Linked DNA regions of Mus musculus: all the other regions are linked to region 2. A link is a loop called in an ENCODE intact Hi-C map of the cell type or tissue named here. Cell type or tissue: left cerebral cortex. All regions are shown on one strand.

Evidence for each region. A loop is a pair of places that touch in the nucleus more often than their neighbours do. Peaks named below come from ENCODE experiments on the same cell type or tissue, not always from the same donor. Only the 100,000 strongest peaks of a DNase experiment are listed, where the experiment ranks them.
Region 1: a loop joins it to region 2, with 4 times the contacts of the local background. A loop is called at or near these places in 8 of 42 quality-filtered maps.
Region 3: a loop joins it to region 2, with 3 times the contacts of the local background. A loop is called at or near these places in 25 of 42 quality-filtered maps.

What each region holds. Positions count from the first base shown.
Region 1 is chr1:184,902,493-184,907,492 of GRCm38, forward strand. Mark1 (MAP/microtubule affinity regulating kinase 1) reads right to left here. Exons shown (of 18, transcript NM_145515.2): 15 at 4,591-4,755; 16 at 2,911-3,162. Among named protein-coding and RNA genes, the nearest start is that of C130074G19Rik, 22 kb to the left of the region's middle. In left cerebral cortex, no CTCF peak of the experiment used is centred here; a DNase peak (open chromatin) is centred at 3,065.
Region 2 is chr1:185,190,846-185,195,845 of GRCm38, forward strand. No RefSeq gene overlaps it. Among named protein-coding and RNA genes, the nearest start is that of Rab3gap2, 11 kb to the right of the region's middle. In left cerebral cortex, a CTCF peak has its summit at 2,983 (motif pointing left); a DNase peak (open chromatin) is centred at 2,958.
Region 3 is chr1:184,842,126-184,847,125 of GRCm38, forward strand. Mtarc2 (mitochondrial amidoxime reducing component 2) reads right to left here and starts at 3,783. Exons shown (of 8, transcript NM_133684.4): 1 at 3,421-3,783. The coding sequence starts at 3,692. Gm34451 (a long non-coding RNA gene) reads left to right here and starts at 3,722. Exons shown (of 2, transcript XR_865818.3): 1 at 3,722-4,112. In left cerebral cortex, a CTCF peak has its summit at 2,660; DNase peaks (open chromatin) are centred at 2,701, 3,255, 3,787, 4,522 and 1 more place; H3K4me3 peaks cover 2,876 bases; H3K27ac peaks cover 2,885 bases.

The sequences.
Region 1 (5,000 bases), 290 kb before region 2:
AAACCATAGCTGTATTGTGCAAAAAACAAACACACACAAAAACAAGCAAACAAACAAACAAACAAAAAACCCCAAAAGAACCCAACAGCAAACCAACCAACCAACCAACCAACCAACCACTATTTTTCAGAACCAAAAGAATAATAAAATGTATTTGTATTCTCAAATAGGGTTTCTTAAATTTCTATTTTTTAAAAAATAATTGCTATTTTCACTAGGTAGAATATTAAATAGTCAGTGCCATCTGTACAAATTATTTTATTATAGCAAACTGAAATAAATATGTTTCTGAGCTGGTTTGCCATGCAGTGCCATGCCAGCTGTGTGAGATGCTGGGGTACACTGCACAGAAGGGCAATGCTCAGCCTTAGCAACAAACAGTGACCCCGCTGACCCTGCAGCAGAGAGGAGACACTTGCACTCAGCAGGACTGTGCTGTCCTATGCATATGCGCTGACACAGAGGACACTGCTGCCGGGCCCAAGCTCTCCACAGCCACAGTGGGAGCTCCCTCACATCTCACTGCTGGTGCTCACATGCTGGTCCAGCCTCCTGAGCAGAGGGCAGCAGTGTCTAAGGCCTAAGGAGCCGGCTCGCGGTGGGAGGCAGATAGGGACACAGGGCCCATGCAGCTTAGCCTGGCTCTGTGACACAAAAACAAATACCACACATCCAGCATTTTGTACTCAACTGGCAGGCATTTGAGGCACAAGATTCCAAGGAGAAAGGACATCACTTCCCTATCTACCGTGCCAGTGACCGACAATCACACTAGCACCTTGCAATGGCTGCCAGTACCGTCCTCTGACTCCCTGTTGACTGTGGGCTTGTCCTTCTCTTAGGTGTGCCACTCTGCACACTTGTACAGTCAGCATAAGGTCACTGATGGTCTGCTAAGATACTTGTGTTTGAGTGTTTAAGGATTGAAACTCAGCTGTGTGGTCCTGCACATAGAAAAGGGGGAGGTTGCTGCCCTTCTTTACCCAACCAAGCTTTCTGTTTGCTTGTGGTAAGTTGTTATGTTTGGAATAACAATCTGCCTTCCTTCTGTGTTCTGGGATTAAAGACATGAGGCACCATGCCCAGCTTCTCCACTCACTCTGGAAGACCAGGGACACTAGAGACACTGCAAGTAAACACCAGTGTTCAAGCAATCAATATGCCTTCTCCATTCACTGACTGAAGGCTTAGCTCATATGAGTGTGTGACATGGACCCTTAGAGACGACCATGCCCTGCCCGTGATGCTCCTTGTTAGCTGCTTAGAGGCAGTCATGCACTGCCCGTGACGTTCCTTGTTAGCTGCATTGTGCTTCAGCCCATGGCTCATTGCTCAGTTGTTTCTTCCATGACTCTAAGACTTGGAGGGCCCAGGTCCCGCCCTCTTTGTCTTTATAGCACTCTGCATAGCCGAGTGTTATGTGGCAGGGCTCACGTTGCATGGGCTGGTATTAATGGGTCACATTTCTATCAGTCTGCATTTGTTTGGCATTCATATCATCTATGTGCAGCACACAGCATGACTAGTTTGTATGAAGTACAGCTATACTATTTCACTAGATTAGTTTGTTAGACACACATTTATCTTGTGTTTATTTTAATGTTCAGGTTTTTACATTTTCCTTGCTTCTTATTTTTATGTGCACTGGTGTTTCCCCTGTATGTGTGACTGTGTGATTGTGTCAGATTTCTTGGAACTGGAGTTACAGAACGTTGTGAGCTGTCATGTGGGCACTGGGAATAGAACTTGGGTTCTCTGGAAGAACAGCCAGTGCTCACAACTGCTGATCTGTCTCTTTAGCCTCTGATTTTCAGCTTTTAAGTAATCATGTGACCTTAAACTTATACAAAGTCAAAAAAGTTAAATGATAAAAAACAAACAAAAAAAACTCAAAAAAAGTTAAATGATGAGTGTGATTTGAAAGGATTTTAAACATACATACATACATAATATATAACGCATATACAATGTAAATAATATTATACATATACACATAAGTATATACTCTCTCTCTCTCTCTCTCTCTCTCTCTCTCTCTCAGCCTAATGGGTAATGTGCTTGCCACCCAGCCCGACGCTCTGAGCTGAAGCCCTGGAATCTCACGGTGAAGGGGAGATGACTCTGACAGGTGTGCTTTGACCCCCACTTTCCACACACTATGGCACGTGGTTCTCCTCCCACCTCAGTAAATAAACGACATAAGAAGATTTAAGCTAATCACTGCCTGCCACTGGTGCCTGACAGAGCAGTGAGGAAGGTTAGTTCTTTTTCTTTCAAGCTTAGATGTGTATTTAATTCCTTCTCCTAAGTAAAAACATTTTAAATCGTAGCTAATTCTTACATTTCTTTCCCCTTCCTTCCCTTTTTATTCTTGGAGACGGGGCCTCTCTCCATAGCTTGACTGTCCTGAGACTGGCTATGTAGACCTGACTGTCCTTTAGCTCAGAGCTCTGTCTGCCTCCTCAGCATTGGGATCAAAGGTGTGTGCCCCCCACTCCTGACAAAATGTTTTCTACGGGAAGTTTTTGCTCTGCTCTACAAAAGCTGTCACTTTTCTTTTGGGACAGGGCCCTCTGCATCCCAGGCTGGGCGCAGATCCCATGGTCTTGATCTTCTGCTCTTCTTGCCACCGCTTCCTGAGTGATGGCTTCCGCAGGCTGGCACTGAACCTTGGGCTTCCTGCATGCCCAGCCACACTTGACAACTGGGCTACATGAGCCCTTAAGTTCTTATTTTTAATTTCTCTTTCTTAAGGAAAAAGACTATCCCTTCCAGGTGTTTTACTCCCAATTCCTGTAAAAATCAGTGAGATGCCATGAAGTCATTCTAGAAAAATCATAGCCCAGGTGAAAGGAAAGGACCAAGCCTCCTCCTCAGCAGAGAAAGCAGCCCCAGCCCGAGGGTACTGACCTGCGGACGAACTTGGAGGTGATTTTGCTGATGATGCCGGTTGACGTGCCCCTTCTGGCATGTGCAAACGCACCCGTTTCGTGGGATGGGGAGGCCGGTGGTCCGTTGTAAGCCGCGCTGCGCCGCTCTCGGAGCTGTTCCCCATGGAAAGTGCTTCGGCTGGAGCTCCCTCGGGGGAAGCGGGTCCTGTCTGGAGTGCTGGCACTGATGCTGTGAGCAGACGGAGAAGCAGCAGGCACTCTCTGAGCTGCACTGCTGGGAGAAATTAAGATCTATTATTTAGAATAATGACAGGAGCAGATTTCACTCAACCTAAAAATGGGGAGGGGAAAGGTGTGGTTATTTCTGTTGGCCCAATGATTTTTATCCACATTAGAAATGAGGTACATGGGAGAATTAATTTACTATATCGTTATACAAGGAGGAGATGCCAATTTAAACTGTATTTTTACTATAGATTCTAATATTTCTGACATGAAGACAAAGCTGTCAGAATCTGGAATGCCAGCCAGAGTGCAGCACGTGCGGTATTTATTACATAATCAGAATATCCAAATCCCAAATGCTTCAAATCCAAAAACTGTCTAAGCACTGATATGACACTACACATGAGAAATTCCATGTGTGACCTCATGCATATCCACTGAAAACACACTATGTAATGAGCTTAGGCGGTGCATGTCAGGCATGCTAGCAATCTAAATGAATTTCATGTTGAAATTCCAGGTCTATCCCATCTATCTCATTATGCATGCAAATATTGTGGAATTGGAAAATATCCAAAATCCCAAAGTCTCCTGGGCCTAGGAACTCCAGATAAAGGGTATTCAACTTGAATGCTTTTAACATATGTTGCTTAGCAATGTACAGAATGGATTTCATTGTTTGTCAAAAGGCCTTTCATAACATCACCCCATGCTTCTTGTTGAGACTCCAGGGGCTACAGTGCTGCATGGAGCTGTCAGTGTGACGGATAGAACCTAATCCTGAAGCAACCGCATGTTAAGATGCCCTACATTCAGAAATCCTACATGAGTGAAACTTAAAAACCGCAAACTGGATTTTATGCCCGAGCGGCTGTCACTGTGCCTGCCCCACTAATACCACACCTACTAGGACCTACGGCTGTGGTGCCAACAGGATTTGGTTCTGTGTCCCATTCTTTGAGCAAGGGTGGGGGTACAGTTTCAAGACAGGGTTCCTCTGTGTCATAGCCTTGGCTGCCCTGGAACTTGCTTCATAGACTAGGCTGGCCTTGAACTTAGAAAGCTCCACTGGCCTCTGCCTTTCCAGCACCGGGACATGCGCCATCATAGCTGGCTCGCTGTGTGTCTCACCTTACTTACTTTTTATTTTACAAGGTTAGTTTATTTGTGCGTGCCACAGAGCATGTGTGTAGGTCAGAAGACAGCTCCTGAGCGCGGGCTCTTTTCTTTCACTATCTGGACTCCAGGGAGAGGACGGAGGTCATCACTCCTGGAGGTAAGCGCCTTTACCATCTGTTGCCCCATCTTGCCAGCCATTAAAATTACTTAAGTGATAAATTAGGCAGCGTTGCTTAATGGGTGGATTAAGAATATTCTTCTGGAAAATGATGTCAGGTAGCTTAGATGACTGCTAACGCACACACTGCTCCTCAGAGAGCTCCTGAGGAGAGAAAGCCACGTAAGCAGGACTCACCCAGGCCGATACGCTTCTGAGCCATCTTTAATGGTTGGCAGTGTAACTTTTATAGGGTGGCCAGAGGTTGACATAGATTTCTGGTGGCGGGGACGTGCTGAGGGGCCAGCAGAGGCCACGGTGGAGCCCGCCGAGGACATGCTGCTGGCAGACATCTCTGTAAGGCTGACATAAAAGAAGAAGTACAGTTACTGAAAGCTGAGAAAAAGATTTCCTGAATCTCAATCAATTGACACTTTCGTGATTGAAACACTTGAAAGAAACAAACACATTCTTAGTGATTAATGAAACAACTCTCCATTTAAGGTGTGACCATTGAAAAGCTCTCAGGTTCTTGTTCTGTGCTTGTGAGTCTGAGAGGGCAGGGCATATTTGTGGATGTGTGTCAGCTACAAATCAGTTGATTACTG
Region 2 (5,000 bases):
AACATTATTATAGAGCTGGTGGCCCTTGGGAGGTGACCTTGTGCCCCGGAGGGACATTAGCAGTGTTCAGGGTGTTTCTGGTCCCCACAACCGACCTGAGTAACACTAACATGTACAGTGTGAGGAAAGAACAGTGTTATTGGTACAAAAATGACAATGGTGCTACATGACACTTTCCAGAGGCCATCTTCTGCAGTGTACGCATAAAGCAGAAGGTTACAGGTCCTCGGTGTGACATCACTAGAGCCACAACTGAGCAGGGTGTGACCTCGGGCCTCTGTTCCAATATGGTTTTAGTTTGCACAATAAAGGCAAGATGTACTGCTGCCACATGCTGGCTCATTATCCTAACACTCTGGAGGCTTGAGCAGGAGGATTGTGAGTTCAAGGCGAGCCTGGGCTGCATAGTGAGATCCTTTGTCAAAGAAAACTAAATTGCCAGCAAGATAGCCCAAAGACTAGAGGTGCCTGAGACCAAGCCATGTCTGGATCCACGTGGTGATAGGCAACTCCCACAAGGTGTCTGTCCTCCGACCTCCAAGCAAACCCTGGCACATGTGTGTGCACACACAGCTGCACAATGAATAATTGTTTTAAAAAATTCAAAACACCAATAAGCAAAATATAAACACATAAAAAGGCACATACACACATACATAACCACCAATACACACACGCGTGCGCACAGTCCCCAAAGTTATGGCTAATATTTAAATAGTGAAATTAGAATTAGTTGAAAGCATACATTTGAAGACACATCTACTGAGAAGCTACAACTCCATTGGAACAGCACTGATTCGGAATGCTTCTTAGCAAATCTCAAGGAAGAAGAATCCTGATTAGTAAAAAGCACTCGCATTGAGGATGTGATTGGTAGCTATCCTTGCCTTCAAATGTCTTACACTGTGACCATGTTCATTTATTCAAACCACTCAAAGTTTCCTTTTCATATTTATTAGTGACTTTTGTTAAACCTCCTTTCTATAGATCCATGGTCAATACTAAATACATTAAATTAAAATATAGAAAACATTCAAAGAATTTCACTTACTAAGATATTAATGTGCATTTACCAGGGCTCCATTTAGTGCTGAAATATTTATTAATACACGAATGAATTATTAATCCCTTTATTTTATTCATTACTTAACATCTCAGCAATTTTGAAATTTAATTTCTTTGGAAAAAAAATCTCAAAATAGATTTTTGCCAGTTTATGGAGCTTTTTTTTTTATCATAACAACAAAAATATTTTTCTCCAAGGGGAAAGTTTATTCTAGAGAATGAGGCTTACCTAGAATGGCTAAGCTCTGCTAAGCCTACAAATTGCATAATGTCAGGTAAACATAAAGTATATAATTAGTGTGCAAAGGTGAAGCGGGAGAGAGGGAGCAGACAGGCAGAACGGTGCTGCGCAGCGGCAGCCACTGCTGGGCTGTGGTTTAGCGGGTTACTAGCGTGGTTTCACAAGATTTCAAAAAGTGAACTGTGATGGTTCCTTCCTGCACATAAAACCCATATTCATTCTGTGTTATCATAAATGGAAGTAACTTTAAACATTAACAGCTGTTATTCACAGAATCCCTCGGCACCGAGTCTTTGAGCACAACAGTTAACCTTTTCCCTTTCAAACAGCAGCTAGGTCCGTCCGTCATTCGTGGCTATTTTGCGCTAAGAATAAAGCTTAGTGAGGAGACCAGGAATTAAAGACTGTTCTGAACAGGACCGGTTTGGCATTAAAATAAATGTCAGGTGCAGCTAAAAGTCATTGAAGACACAGATGAAAGCTATGGACGAAGAAAACACAGCCGGGTGGTGGTGGTGCACTCGGGAGGCAGAGGCAGGCAGCGGCGAGTTCCTGGACAGCCAGGTCTACACACAGACACTCTGTCTTGAAAATCCGGGAGTGGGGAGTGGGGATATGATGTAGAAAGAAAGAAAAGAAAAGACACAAAGCCAGGTGTAGAAGCTCACACCTCATGACGCCTGGAAAGAGGCTGGAGAAAAAGCTATAGGCCATTAAGTTATTAATCTACCGATGGATTAGTCTATTTATGATGTTAGAGCTCTCTGGGACACAATCACCTCCCAAAGACCAGCCGCTGGACACTGTTGTGTTGGGGACAGTTAAGATATAAGTCATAGATAGCAACTAGTCACAACATAGTGCTGTAATTTAAGCTTAAATTCCCGACCTTAAGGAGTCAGTTATAGTTTGCACCTGGAATGCTCCCAAAGTCACCTGGGATGAAAGCTTGGTCCCCAGCCGATGGGCGCTCCTAGAGGTAGCGTTAACTGTAGGAAGCGGAAGTAGGGCGCGATGTGGGGTGAAGTGACTTTGAAGCATGTGGCTTGCTCCTTGGCCTTCTCCCGCGACCTCTCTCTTTCTTCCTCCCCTCTTACCCCCTTTTTCTCCTTTCAGCATGCGGGTACCGGGATTCAGTTCATGTCCTTGAGCTTGGCGGCAACCATCCTTACTCACTGACAGATTCATCTCACCAGCGCCTAGAATCGTTTTTAATGAACTCTTCCCTGAAGTTTGTAAGATTGCTGGCTGTTTGGGGGAAGAAAATATATATTCTTCTACTTTGATCTCAAATCCAATATGTAGTCAGGGATGGCTTTGAACTTCTGATCCTCTTGACTCCAAGTCCTGAGTGCTGAGACAGGTGTGTTGTAACCATGCCAGCTTTATGGGGTTGAGCTAGGGGAGCACTCTACCAACTGAGCTACAGCCCAGGCCTGATAAGCAACTAAGACAGGTGTATTCCTGTCTGTCTGACTGCACCTCCCACACCACCCAAATGTGTGTGTGTGCACGCGCGCACACGCGTGTGCTGGAAATGAGTCATGTGGTTAGTCATAAGGTCCTAGTGCCTAGTAGGTTTTGTTTTGTTTGTTTACGTGTGTAAAAGGAATGAACTTCCTAGAGGCAAACGGATCGTCCTCTCTGCCCTTGAGAACATCGCCATCTAGTGGAGGAGACAAGAGTGCAGACAAACCAAAAAAGGTTATTACATTTTCAAGTTAGAAAGATCCTGGCTGACTCATTTTGCTCGGGAAATCAGACTTCTCAAAAGGTGAATCTGGAAATTAAAAAAAAAAAAAAACAAAAACATTTTATCTGGCTTTTGAAGTATTCTTGATATTTTGAGTGAGAAAAAAAAGACTTAACAGATGGTCAGAAATCCACTTTAGAGCATTCATTCCTGTTTTGTGCTGGTCAGAAACGTGATGATTTACGTCTCCGGGGGGTTACTTTGATTTGGGCACAAGGAAGATAGGAAAATGAGCTAGAAAGTGTACCTCAGTAGTCAGCAGTCAACAGTTTCAAATGCAAAGTCACATCACCTTAGTGGCTACTAACAAGACAGTTGTCCCCGACTCCATCATTGGGAAAAGACTGAATCTAGGAGGGTGAAAACCCTTGCTTATTGAATGTCAGTCTGTGCGAGGAGAAGTTAGAAGGCTGGTGTGGGAACACTTGGAAGTGTTCCCACCAAGGCCAACGTCCTCAGCTTTGGAACTAATTTAACTGTGAAAGTCTCAGTAAGGACAGATGTCAAAATTCAACATGAATCTAGATCATGAACAGATCAGAGACCCCTAGGGCAGAGGAATAAATACCATCTGCTCTGGGCAGCAAGCCCTGGTCCCCTCACACAGGCAGACTACAGTAAGGTGTGCATAGTGGCTTTCGTGAAGGAAACGGGAAAAACATATAAAAGGAGACATTTCTCACCTTGAAGCAGACTGAGCAATCTTAATTAGCCCTAAATTCCTAAAGGAGCTGAGGCCACTGCTCTGGGCCCACCCCCACCCACAGCATCACACCTCACATTCTAAAATAGCTGCTGCTTCTTGTTCACACAGGTTGCTGCTGTCTCCATAGCTTTAGGTCACGATGTCCTCTGTACCATTCTGTCCCACAAACTAGCTCAGATCAGCTGACAAGACACAGCTCTCTCTCTTTTTTTAATCTGACAAAATTTCCCTGCCCTGATAGGTACCCTTGATTTTTTTTTTATTTGATTTTTGTTTTGTTTTGTTTTGACAGGATCTCATTGTATTTTAGCTCTGGCTAGCTTGGAACTTGCTATGTAAACCAGGCTAGCCCAGAGCTCACAGAGATCCTTGTGCCTCTGCCTGATGAATGCAGGGATTAAGTGTGCACACTCCTATGCTTGCCTTTTTTTTTTAGGAAGTTGCTTTTAAAGATTTATTCTATTTTATTTTAATTGCATACATGTGTCTGGGGGGGTATATGCTTGTTAGTCTGGGTGCCCAGAAAATACCCCAGATGCCCAATCTTGAGCAAAATGAATAATACTGAAGAGAGTGTTGTTTCTGACTTCAAGATTTATTAGAGAGCTACAGTAATAAAAATAACATGATACCGACACATGTAGACCAACGGAATAGAATAGAAGACCCAAACATGAGTACTCACGATTAGAGCCTTCTGACAACTGACAAAGTCAAAAACCATGCGGAGCAAAACACAGTGTCTTCAACAAAAGTTGCTTGGGAAATGGATGTCGACATTCAGAAGTATGAAGTTAGAGCCACATCCATCACCCTGTAGAAAGATTAGGTCCAAGTGGATAAACACCTCAATCTGAAACTCCAAACACTAAAACCACTAGAAGAAAACATGGGCAACACCTGTAGAACATATGTGTAGAAAGGAGACATGGGCAGCACCTGTGGGACACACCTGTAGGAAGGAGACATGGGCAGCACATGTAGAACATATGTGTAGGAAGGAGACATGGGCAGCACCTGTGGGACACACCTGTAGGAAGGAGACATGGGCAGTCCCCGTGGGACACATGCGTAGGAAGGCCTCCCTGAGCAGGACTCTACTTGCCAAGGAATTAAGGCCAACAACTGATAACTGGGACCTCACACAACTAGAACATTTCTGTACAATTAAGGAAACAATCAAGAGGAGAAGAAACTCACAGAATGGAAGAGAACGCTTCTAGACATACATCTAA
Region 3 (5,000 bases), 350 kb before region 2:
ATTGTGAATCACCTCTGGGCTTCCCAGGAGGAAGTCTCTAAATTAACTGAGGTGAAAAGCCGCATCTGAAATATGGGTGGCATGCTCCCATGGGCTGGGGTTCTAGACTGAATAGCAAGGACAAAGTTAACTGACCACCAGCCCTCCCTCTCTCACTGCTTCCTGATTGTGGACACCATGAGACCAGCCCCTCACAATCCATCTTCCTTTCATTTGCTTCTTGTCAGGTATTCGTCTCAACAATAAGAACAGTTAACTAAGACAGCTGCCACTTACAACAGACTTCAGCCACCTCCTTAGGATACTTTATCTTGTGCACATAAATAATTCCCCAGGAGCAAATGATCCACTGTGTTCTGCCAGCTCCGAGAAACAGAATGAGCCTAGAAAGTGGCTTTTCATAATCAAGTTACCCCAACTTGACCTGCAATGAGAGTCAGCACCCTGACTTTACAGCAAAGCACAAGCAGGTGGCAGATGGACCAGTGTCTCAGCCCAGAGTTCAGAATCCCCACAGTAAACAGCAGGGCCTTGAACACCAGTGGACCAGTGAGGTGGTGCCCAGGGCAAATGAAATAATCTCGCTCAAGTTAAAAACTAACTGCCGCTGGGCGTGGTGGCGCACACCTTTAATCCCAGCACTCGGGAGGCAGAGGCAGGCGGATTTCTGAGTTTGAGGCCAGCCTGGTCCACAAAGTGAGTTCCAGGACAGCCAGGGCTATACAGAGAAACCCTGTCTCGGAAAACAAACAAACAAAAAACCAAAACAAACAAACAAACAAAAACCTAACTGCCAACTAGACAGCAGAGTTGGGGTGGGGGCAGGAAAGGCTAAGCCCAAAAGAGGTAAGAAGGGAAAGGTGGGCGATGGGAATAAGCCGGGGAGGGGGTGCTCCCTTTATCAATAGGTGATAAATCCGTACAGAAGAAATAGACAGTTGGCTTCAGAGAAGGGTGTGAACGGAGAAAGTGATAGTCAGAGTCCTCTGCTGAAGGACGTTTACAAGGTCAAGGAAGGAAGCAGGTGCCAGTGTTACCATCTTCCGGGAGGACCTTAAACACTTCACTGCCCAAGGAGCAGAGAACACTAGCCAAACCCTCAAAATATGGGCACAAACTAAACAAAAGATGTCTTTTCCTCCAGAAAGACCAGTAGATGTGGTCCTGACTCAAGCAGAAAACAAGGGCCATTAAGCAGAGTCCTAGCCGGAAGCTTGCTTCTGAATATTAATTAACTTTGATAAATAAAACTCAAACTGGAGGAAGTTAAAGGCCTCTGTTCAAGGTCTCCTGTGCGCTCCTTAGGTTCCTGTATCACACAGAAAAAGTGACTGCTGTACTCGCCTAGATCTGAATTCAAACCCCCTAGAACAAGCTGGGTTTGTGACCCCCCCAAGAAATACTCATCCTGTCCAATACTGTCTTGCTAAACCCACAGGATGGGGACGGTCATAGCTAGCCCACAAAACCAACCGTAGGTGGGCAAACTTACAGGACAGGTTTTAGCCCAATGTCTAACACATAACCATTTCTCTGCCTTTCCCTCCACCTCAAACCACACCATCCAGAGAGGAAGCTGATCCTGCTGAGCACGGTGGGACAGGCCTATAACCCTAGCACTTGGGAAACAGAAGCAGACCGATCCCTACAAGTTCAAGGCCAACCTTATCTACACAGCAAGCCAGAGTTCAGGACAGTCAGAGCAATGTAGGGAGATCTTTTATTTAAAAAAAAAAAAAGGAAAAAATGAAAGAAAGAATGTATTGCTCAAAACGAGAGATGCAGTTCTATTTACTTCATTGAATCCCCAGGGAGCAGAAAAAAGCAGGGCAAAGGACACCTTTTCTCCCTACACCAGCAACATCACAGGCAAGCCATGATAATCTCAGTGAGGCACACGCCATGCTCTGATGATCTGAGGAAACAGGTCGGTCGGTACTGGTTGCCTGTGAGATACCCCAGGGTTCCTAGGTGAGAGGAAAGATGCTCACATCTGCCTTGCCACCTCTGGTTAACACGGTGGGCCTCAGAACCCCCTGGGTGTTGTACAGTATCCAGTACCAGGTACCCAAGGTCTTCCTGACCGCAGAGATCTTAACCTCCACACTTTAATAAACTCTAAACATCTTTCTCACAATGATCTCGCAGGAAACCATTTCATTATAGCAGAACAATCCCCTGGGGGGATTCTCCATTCTTGGTGATTTCAATTCATTTGGACAGGGATGGGACTCTCGAGGAATGGTAGTATTTTATTTCATTTTATTTCATTTCAGTATATACACAAGTTTTCATATAGCTCAGGCAGGCCTTGAACCCAAATCTACAGCTTCCCTGGAAGTGACCTTGAACTTCTGATCCTCCTGTGTGGAAATGACTGGCATGTGCCACCATGCCTCCCTTGGATGCTGGAGGATAAAATTCAGGGCTTCACGAACCCTTGGCAAACACTCTCTCCTACCAACGGAGCTATATCCCCAGGCCCTCAGTAAATGATAATTTAAACCCAAACCTCCCAGCATTGCAAACATAGGCCGCCAATGAGGAATGGAAAATCCATGAGCGGAATTCCTGATCTATAAATTTATTCTGTAGCAGAACTAAACTCTTTTTTTTTATTCTAACCTCCTTTATTATTATTTCATACCCGTTTGTGACTAGCTCTCTATCGCCATCTACCACAACCCCTCCCTCGCCCCACCCCCGGCAAACCGTGTAATTCTGCTCCTTACTCGTTCAAGTGGTCACCAGAACTAGAGGGAAGGCCCGATGTTCTTGAAAACGCTCAGCCAATGGCATTTTATATTTCTAGTGTCCTACAGTTAGGAGAGCTGTACGGACAGCTGACAGGGGAGTCTCCCCCCCCCCCCCCACCCCCCAGGGTTCCAGGAATGCTCCAACTCAGTTTTCCAAAACTACTTTAGCCAGAAGCACGGGCTTCGCAGCTAAAGGATCAAAGCTCGACAGCCCAGAGAATTCAGGCAACAAGCCTCAGTTCTGTGAAGCCGAAAGGGGTGGGGGCCGAAATCCAGGCGCTCTGTTTCGCTTTAGAGTAAATTTGCATGTGGTAAAACTAAAATTCTCCTCCCGGAAGGTCTCCCCACAGACATATTTGGGCTTGCAAACTTAGATTTCAACTTGAACACGCTCGTCAATGTGCACCGTGCTGTAACTGCTGTCATCTCTTTCCCATATGTGTGTTTCCCAGAAGCAACAAACCCTTACTTTCTAGGTTTGGGGAGAACACAGCTTGCAGTACGGAACTCCTCTCTCGACTTGCTCCAGGCTCAGGCTCACAAAGTTTGCACTCACCGAGGGGCGCCTGGTTCCAGGTCTCACACTTCCGAGCAAGGATAGGCAAGGCCCCACCTCCCTCGCCCCGGCCCATTCGCGCCCGGTGCAGTGCGGGGCTCGGCGTACCTGTCGCGCACTTTGCCACAGCGCAGCCCCATGTCCGTGCACTCGGTCTCACACACCGACACCCCCTTGCAGGACTTGATCGGGTAGATCCAAACCTTCGACACCGTGCCCACCTGCTGCAGCTGCCGGCGCCGCCGGGGACGCGTGCGACGCCAAGCTACGGTCCCCAGCGCCACCGCAGCCAGCCCCAGCGCGGCGACGCCGAGCCAGGTGGACCGCGGCTGCCCAGGGAGGCCGAGGCGAGCCAGAGCCGTAGAGCTGGAGGAACCCATGTTACACTATCCCGGGCAGGCCTGGGCTACTGGGCCGCGGTGTCGAGGCGGGGCTTAAGGCTCCGGGAGTGTGGGAGGAGCCAGGGTTGGCGCAGCCGCACTGCCTGTCAAACTTATGCTGCTCACGTCCAGATCAGTGTCGGCGGAGCCTGGCCCACGCCCATCGCGGGTGACAGCGTGGGGTGGTCACTTTCATTTTACTTTGTCTCTGTCCGCCTTTAAAGTGATCCCTCCCCCCATGACTCTTCAACCTGCTACACTCATTAACCCTTTTGCTTCTAAAAGGAGCACACTCAATTGTGCAAGAAGCTGCTGCACTGAAATGAAGCAGAATGGAGGAATGTTTCCTGGGGACAACTTTGGGATAGGTCTCCCGAAGATCGCGCAACTCTCTGGAACGCTCGGCTTCCATCTCTGCAGGTAGAGACAAAACTACTGGCGCGGCTTCTGGCAGCGTGACCTGAGGTTACAGGTACACCAGCCAATTAAGACAGCGCAAGGAAGGGAAAGGCTGCCAGAGCTTACCACTTGCTGAGGTCCGAATAGAGGACTCTGGTCGACTTTTCTCAGACAACGATCTAAACGGAATCCAAATGTCAGGCTTTGGCTAAGAGATAGCCCCAAGTTCAAGATCACGGTGGGCTATTGATGGCCAGGACCTGTCTCAGAAGCATCAATGATTAACTCATCAGTTGAAAGCCGCTCAACCCATAAAGGTCCTGGCTGCCAACACTGACATCTCGAATTCAGTCCCTGGGAGCCATGTGATAGAAGGGAGGGAACCATTTCTTGAACAAACAGAGAGAGTGGGAGGGAGAAGGAGAGGGGGACTGGGAAGGGGAGGGGAAGACTGAGACAAGAGACACGAGAGAGGAGAGGGTGGGAGGTGTACATGGAGAGACAGAAAGAGGAGACAGGGGGAGAATAAACGCTAAATAAATAAATGGCGAAATGACTCAGTGGTTAAGAGCACCCAGATGGACTCCCAGTACTTACATAGCAGATCGTATCTGTCTGCAATTCCAGTGCCAAGAGACCCCCACTCTCTCTGCCCCCTGCAGACCCCCACTCTCTCTGCCCCCTGCAGACCCCCACTCTCTCTGCCCCCCGCAGATAGCTGGAACACAGGTGGTACTCAGGCATACATGCGGGCAAAAACATCCACATACTTAAAATAAAAATAAAAATTTTAAAATAGCCAAGGGCTTAGAATGTTGAATTCTGCTGCGTGGACAGTCACCAGAGACGACAGACTTCTGCATGGGAGGAAAGACAGGACAGAGCCCCAACCTCTGTAACTGGCAGAGC